Regions from separate parts of the Homo sapiens genome. Here region 1 is linked to region 2. Evidence: chromatin contacts called from ENCODE Hi-C data. All regions are on one chromosome and are shown on one strand. The core of a region is the stretch at or near the end of the contact, and the rest is flanking DNA. Distances in the headings are between cores, read along the strand shown.

Region 1 (3,713 bases), core at 300-2,799, 700 kb before region 2:
TCCAACCAAAGTTAGTTCTGTTGTCATTCCTGAGAACCACGGAAAGGATCCTGGCTGGGCTGTATGGGCCTCCGCGCATGTGGGAGAGGTCAAGCTCCTCCACCCTTCAACGCCAATGTCAGCTATGTGTCCTTATGCCACCAAGAAGCCCCCTTCCTCTTCCGGGGCCTGAGGTTTTCCCAACTGATGGCGAAGCTATTCCTATATGTGTCATCTCTGTCCTACTAGAACATAACTGGCCTGTATTTTAGACAACTTGGTAATCCCAGTGCCCAGCACAGGGTTTGGTACAGAATAAGTGCTAATGTTTGATGAATGAATGAATGAATGAATGGAGTAGATTAACACCAGGAACCATGAGGCTCCTGAGCAGCACCTGATGAAAGATCCCCCACACTGAAAACAGAATCCAGAATCGTTGTCTCACTTGGGCAGTATTATTCCCATCAATTTTTTCAACAAATATGGCCTGGCTGTCTACTACAAGCCGGGCCCTGTGAAAAGTCCTGTGGGGATACAGACACGGTCTCTTGTTTTCAAGGACCACCCAGTTCGGCAAGTGGAGGTAAGTCATGGACAAACATGGTGGCAATGCTCAGTGGCGAGCTATCCAGCACGTCAGAAGTCCAGCCCACGTGCTGAGGAAGTCCCAAAGAGAGCAAGATCACTTCTGTCTGGGTGCTGCTCTTGGAAGGCCTCATGGTCTTCCAAGACCCCCATCTGACCTCTGACCCTTGGCAGCCAACCTTCCCCAGGCCACCCCAGAGCTTGCTGGCCCTTCCCACTTATGCACGCCGCCTGGGCAGGAGAGGTCACTCACTCTGTGTCAGGGTGACCGTGGCTGCGGCTGCGGTGGCCGAGGGTCCGAGGGCCACAGGGTGGATCTCTGTGGTGCTGGGCAGGCTGATGATGGTGGCCTCGCCCAGCAGGTTGCAGATACGTTGTTGCATGGGGGTCAGCAGCACTGGGGCTACAGCTGGGCCACCGCCACCACTGCCACCGCCTGTCCCAGGCCCCCCAGCTCCGTCCTCCTCAGTGGGCCCCGGCGCCTCACCACCCTCCACGGCGGCCCGGACCTGGGCAACCTTGCGACGGACCTCGGTCTTGAGGTCAGACCACTTCTTCTTGACCTCAGGCAGCTCTCTGCGGCAGGTGGCCACGGCGTTGACCCTTCTCAGGATGCCGTGCCAGGCCGCACTCTTGGCGGCCAGGGGTACCCCGGCGTTGAAGTGGTTCACCAGCAGGTGCTTCTTCAGCTCCAGCTCCTCCACGATGATCTCCACCTCCCGCTCTGAGAAGTTCATCTTCCTTTTCTTGGCTGGGACGGCCATGGCCTCTCCCCTCCCCTCTTTTTAAAGAAATTATAATCCCCTCAAGCGCCCCAATTCCCCTTCTCTTCTTCCTCAGCCTCGCCCCTCACCCACCCCCTACAGGGGATAGGCCAGGCTTGCTCGAGGCCAAGCACTAGGCCTTTGGTAACCCCCCTCGCTACGCAAAGTGCGTAGGGCCCAGCCCCGACCGGCCCGGCCGCTGCCAGCCAGCAGCGTAATGGCTTCCTGAATCTGCCTCTTCCGCCGAGGTGTGCGGAGATCCGCCCACTTCCCCTCTTCCCGCCTCCCAGCGCTTCTCCGGGAAAACCGGCCTTCCCGGTTGGTAGCTGCTCAAATATCACGTCGATCACTGGTTCTTTCGATCTGTCGCTCAGCTAAAGAGCACGCCTGCTTACTGTAATTCGCCTGATCATTGGTCTAAAATTGTGTCCGTCGCCCAGAGGGCCCCGCCCACCTAACCTTTATTCACTTCCATTGGAAAATCATTCTGTCGTTCAATTGTCAGTATTACGACTATTAAGCCGTTAAATTCAGCTATTTTATTGGTGGTTTAGGGAGTTAGATTACCAAAACCCTGCTTCCTGAGGATACTTAGTGCTTTCGGCCGTGACCCATGGGTCAATTAACTTTTAATTCCTCCCACCGGCACAAACTCTGCCTCGCAACTGCAGTTCACAAATGCTCTCACACAAATCCTGTTTCCCACTGGAGGCTACGATCTCTCCGTACACTACCGCTCCTCCCATCCTTAAGATCCCGCAGTCTAAACAGAGTTAGTTCATCAATGGAAACTGGACACGGGGCCTTCCGCCTGCCAATCACATTACTCATGCCTATCGCTGCGTGATTTTCTCTCTCTTGGCCCCCGGCTCAGCCAATCCCCGCCTCCCTCAGTTTGAATCGGCCCCAGGCGGAGCCGGGTGACCCCGCCCACCCCATTGATCCGGGTAGTCCGTGGCGCGTGGGCTGTCCTTAGACAGGCTCCGCCCCTCCCTCCTCCCCATCCGAGCCTGTGACTGGCCTTCGGTGCGCCCGGGCGTGGCCGGCGAAGCGGGGCGCGGAGGGGCGGGGCTCCCGGAAGCCGCCCCTTCCGCCAGCTTGCCGGCGTCTCCGAGCCCGCGCTCCCAGCTGCAGAGCGCCTGGCTTGCCTCCCGCGCGGTCACCGCCGGCCCGCCGCCCCCGCTCCCGCCCGCGCCCGGAGCCCCTGCCTCGCGCCCGATGGTGAGCAGTGTGTTGTGCCGCTGTGTGGCCTCCCCGCCGCCGGACGCCGCCGCCACCGCCGCCTCTTCGTCTGCCTCATCGCCGGCGTCCGTGGGGGACCCCTGCGGCGGCGCTATCTGCGGGGGCCCGGACCACCGGCTGCGCCTGTGGAGACTCTTTCAGACGCTCGACGTCAACCGGGACGGCGGCCTGTGTGTCAACGACCTGGCGGTGGGGCTGCGGCGCCTGGGACTGCACCGCACCGAGGGCGAGCTCCAGGTAGGCTGCGCGCGTCCTCAGCACTGGCGGGGAGGGAGCCCCTCGAGGGCCGGGTGACAGGTCTCGGGGGACGGCCCCTTGGGCTGGGCGGAACCCCCACTGTCCAGAGGAAGGGTGCCCCCTGACTCACTGAGGGACACCCCACTTATGCCCTGGTGGGAGCGGGGCTCCTTCCTGACTTCTTTGGGTGCTTGAGCCGGGTTCTTCGTGGACACAGGTGGGCATCCTATGGGCTTTCTGATGGGCGAAAAGCCCTTTCTTGCCCAGAGTAGAAGGCCAGGTCTCAGGAGTGTGCCTTTGTCACCTCCTGACCTCAAGGCCAAGCTGGACGCTCCCTTCACCCAAGGATGGGTTCATCCATCAGTCCCCAGCAGCACCCCCTCCTTTCCCTCTCGTTTCCATGCCAGCCGTGGGCCCTGATCTGGTTCCTCTCAGGAACATGTGGGAGTTGAAAAAAAAATTGGTATTGGGGTTTCAGGCTGATCCGTGTGGACGTTGGCGGCGAAGACTGACAGTTCTCATGGTTTAGGCTCATCTCCATTGCCCTGTTTATCCAGAAAATGGGATCGTGATCCCCGCGGGGTTGGAGTGTGGACGGAGTGAAAGAATCCGGGGGAAATTTTTTTTCTAAAAGTCAAAGCGAGATTGTTACTATTGTGGGCTCTTGGCCGAGGTGTGGGCATAGGGGCGCAGAGAAATGGTCATCCCTGGGCCTGCCAGGAAGAGAAGTGCTGGCCTTTCTGTATGAGAACCTCAGAGCAGAGGCTGTTTCTTTCCCTTCTGTCTCTTCCCCCTTCAGTCTGACTTGGCGGGTGTAGCTGCCATTTTCCCAAGTATTTCATTTACTGTAGCTTAGCCTGATTTACAGCCTGGAATAGGACTCCTGAGTACTTTACCTAAGAA
Region 2 (3,464 bases), core at 519-3,018:
GTCACCCAGGCTGGAATGCAATGGGCACAATCTCGGCTCACTGCAACCTCCACCTCTCAGGTTCAAATAATTCTCCTGCCTCAGCCTCCTGAGTAACTTGGATTACAGACATGAGCCACCACGGCCAGCTAATTTTTTTTTTGGTACTTTTAGTAGAGATGGGGTTTCACCATGTCGGCCAGGCTGGTCTTGAACTCCTGACCTCAGGTGATCCGGCTGCCTCAGCCTCCCAAAGTGCTGGGATTACAAGCGTGAGCCCTTATGCTGTTTCTTCAAATCACCAGGCATATGACCACAGGACCTTTGCATTTGCTGCGGAATGCTCTGCCACAAGAGAACTACCTGGCTTGCTCCCTCACTTATCTCTGCTCAAAGGTCACCTTACTAGAGACCTTCCCTGAACACCCTCTATAAAATGACAACTCCCAACTCCTTCCCCATGGTCCTTCCTTCTCTATTTTTCTCCAAACCACTTATTACCTCCTTACATATCATGTTTATTATTTGCTGAATGAACAAATGAACCAAAGTAGCGAGGCCCTTCACCCCTGGCCACCACTTTCTGCTCTAAGTATAGCCTCCCGTGACCCTTTTCAAGGCTATGCTTTTATGCTCATCCTAACCAGTTTGAAGTCTGAAGAGAAACATTCTGTGAAAGATCATATATGGAAGGATTTTCCCAAGACATCAGACATTCCATTCCCCTCCCCCTTAAAAATCAAATGCACTAGCTGAGCGCGGTGGCTCATGCCTGTATTTCCAGCACTTTTGGAGGCTGGAGCGGGCGGATCACTTGAGCCCAGGAGTTCGAGACCAGCTTGGGTAACATAGTGAGACCCCATCTCTATTTAAAGAAAAACAAAACAAAACAAAACGAATGGACTGACAAACACAGGCAAAGACTGGAAATCTTGGGCTCTTTCGGTCAAAGAGCAGCCAAGACAAGTTCCACCCAGAGAGCTATAGTGGCCAGCACAGTCAGTTTCACTATCAACTCACCTGTCGGGCTCCCTTGGCCCTCCGGTTGCAACCTCACCCTGTTGGATTTCCCTATACTTTGTGTCATCCCTTTTGGGAGCTGATCCAGAATCCAAGTCGTCCTTGAGCTTCTAAGCACTTCTCTGGGGGAACTTAAGCTCATCCAACAGGTAGGAGGGGCAGAGGGTGGCCCTTTCAGCCCTACACCGATCCCCCATCTTGTAGGGGCAAACGACAGAGCGTCATTTTCTTTCTGGAGGAAGGGAGCTCAGTTTTAAAGACACGATTCTCAGACCTGGCGGCAGGGATAGAGAAAGGAACCCTCCCACCACTGGCGGAGATGGACCTCAGAGAGTGGTTGCAGCGGCGATGCTTAGGCCCCGTAGGCAGGAGGCGAAGGAGGAGGACGCAGGTACGTCCCTTGGCCCGGGGTCCGGGACCTACCCTGGACGGGGCTGCCCTCAGCGTCGGGAAGCGGACGTGATGCTTCGCAGGCGAGGAGGAGCAGAGAATGCAGCCCGGGAGAATCCGGGGCCAGAGCACCTCAGGAGGTTGGGGATCTCGTCAGGCTAGAGCCGGGGTCCAGGGGAGACGGGGGTCGGCGGGGCGGAGCTTGGGATCCCGGGGACGGGAGCTCCGGGAGGGAGGGGGTCGCGACGGGGACCCCGTGGCGGTTACCTTGCCCTTAGGGCTGCCGGCGGGGCTGAGGCTCCTGGGCCCGGCCCCTCCCCCGATCCGGCTCCTACGGCTCGGAGCCTGCAGCCGCCGCCGCCTCCGCTGTCAACAAACCCGGGGCGCGTCACTTCCGGGGCCGCCCCTTAGCAACAGCGATCGGGTTCCCCCGACCCGTCCCGCGGCTAACGCGGGCGGCGGCGGCAGAAGGTTCCGGGGACCGGCGGGCGGCTCCTTTCCCCGGGCCCGGCACGTTACGCCGGTGGAGGAAGCCGCGGGATGCCCCCCCCAGGCCACCCGAGAGAACGCGTCATTCAGGGCTCTCCCTGGCCTCCGAGGGGCCTGTTCGTGGGACCCTAGGATCGGTGCCCGCCCTGGCGCTGCGGTTCACCTGAGCCCAACACTGCTGAATAGCAGGACTGACTCTGGGCGCCAGCCCCCTCCATCCAGCGCCCTGTTGAACATGTCTTGCGTTCTCCACGGGTGGCTCACACTCGCGTGTCAACCCGCAGTCATCACCGTCCCCCAAAAGGTGCTCCTAACCTCCATCTAGGGCATGCGCCACCAGGCAACCGAGCTTCCAAATGGGAAATTGGGCGGCGACCTCGGCCCCTACATTTTCCTGGGCCCCTCGTCCAGTCTCCAAGTCCTAAGGATCCTGTCAAACCAGTTCCTTCTGGCCGAGCGCAGTGGCTCACGCCTGTAATCCCAGCACTTTGGGAGGCCGAGGCACGCGGATCACCTGAGGTCAAGAGTTCGAGACCAGCCTGGCCAACATGGTGAAACGCCGTCTTTACTAAAAATACAAAAATTAGCCGAGCGTGGTGGTGCGCGCCTCTAATCCCAGCTACTCAGGAGACTGAAGCAGGAGAATCGTTTGAACCCAGGAGGCAGAGCTTGCAGTAAGCTGAGATCGCACCACTGCACTCCAGCCTGGGCGACAGAGGAAGACTCCATCTCAAAACACCATCATTTCTTCTCTGGATTTCTCTTTTTTTTTTTTTTTTTTGAGAGACGGAGTTTCTCTCTCTTGTTGCCCAGGCTGGCGGGCAATGGCCCTCAGCTCACTGCAGACTCCCCGGGTTCAAGCAATTCTCCTGCCTCAGCCTCCAAGTAGCTGGGATTACAGGCGCCTACTATCACGTCTGGCTAATTTTTGTATTTTTAGTAGAGATGGGGTTTCGCCATGTTGGGCAGGCTGGTCTCAAACTCTTGACCTCAGGTGATGCGCCCACCTCAGCCTCCCAAAGTGCTGGGATTACAGGCGTGAGCTACCACACCCTAGCTAGATGCTCCTTTCTTGAGGAACCCTTTCTTGACAGGTGCCTCAGTTCCATTCCAAGAACTAATTTTGTGGATTTCTTTTTTCTTGCATAGCACCTTTTAATCTTTGACCAGCTACAACTATGTTCGTACAGTCTTGAATCCTTAAAAAAGCTGTTGGGCTTGGCACAGTGACTCACAACCTATAATCTCAGCAGATGGGGTTGTCGAGGCTGAGGCTTGAGCCCAGGAGTTGGAGATCAGCCTGGGCAACATAGGGAGACCCCATTTCTACAAAAATTAGCAGGGCATGGTGGTGCGCATCTGTAGTCCCAGCTACTCGGGAGGCTGAAGTTGGAGGATTGCTTGAGCCCAGGAGGTGGGGAGGTACGGTTTTATGCTCCTTAAGATGGACATCATCAGAGAGACAATAACAAATGTTGACGAGGATATGGCTAGATGGGAACTCTCATATTAATACATTGCTTGGGCCAGGCGTCGTGGCTCAAGCCTGTTATATCAGCACTTTGGAAGGCCAAGGCAGGCAGATC

What was found. A loop is a pair of places that touch in the nucleus more often than their neighbours do. Pooled maps may share reads with other maps.
Region 1: a map with no recorded cell type shows a loop between it and region 2 (13-fold over the local background). The contact joins the promoter of NAIF1 here to the promoter of ZER1 in region 2. A Hi-C loop is called at or near these places in 1 of 37 single-sample maps with no recorded cell type and 6 of 50 pooled maps.

Annotation. Positions count from the first base shown.
Region 1 is chr9:128,065,771-128,069,483 of GRCh38, forward strand. NAIF1 (nuclear apoptosis inducing factor 1) reads right to left here and starts at 1,550. Exons shown (of 2, transcript NM_197956.4): 1 at 821-1,550. The coding sequence starts at 1,331. SLC25A25 (solute carrier family 25 member 25) reads left to right here and starts at 2,462. Exons shown (of 11, transcript NM_001330988.2): 1 at 2,462-2,810. The coding sequence starts at 2,550. RefSeq lists enhancers at 1,409-1,738, 3,489-3,568 and a silencer at 2,189-2,758.
Region 2 is chr9:128,770,159-128,773,622 of GRCh38, forward strand. ZER1 (zyg-11 related cell cycle regulator) reads right to left here and starts at 1,769. Exons shown (of 16, transcript NM_006336.4): 1 at 1,423-1,769. LOC124902282 (a long non-coding RNA gene) reads left to right here and starts at 1,176. Exons shown (of 2, transcript XR_007061804.1): 1 at 1,176-1,390. RefSeq lists enhancers at 1,356-1,405, 2,134-2,860 and a silencer at 1,596-2,065.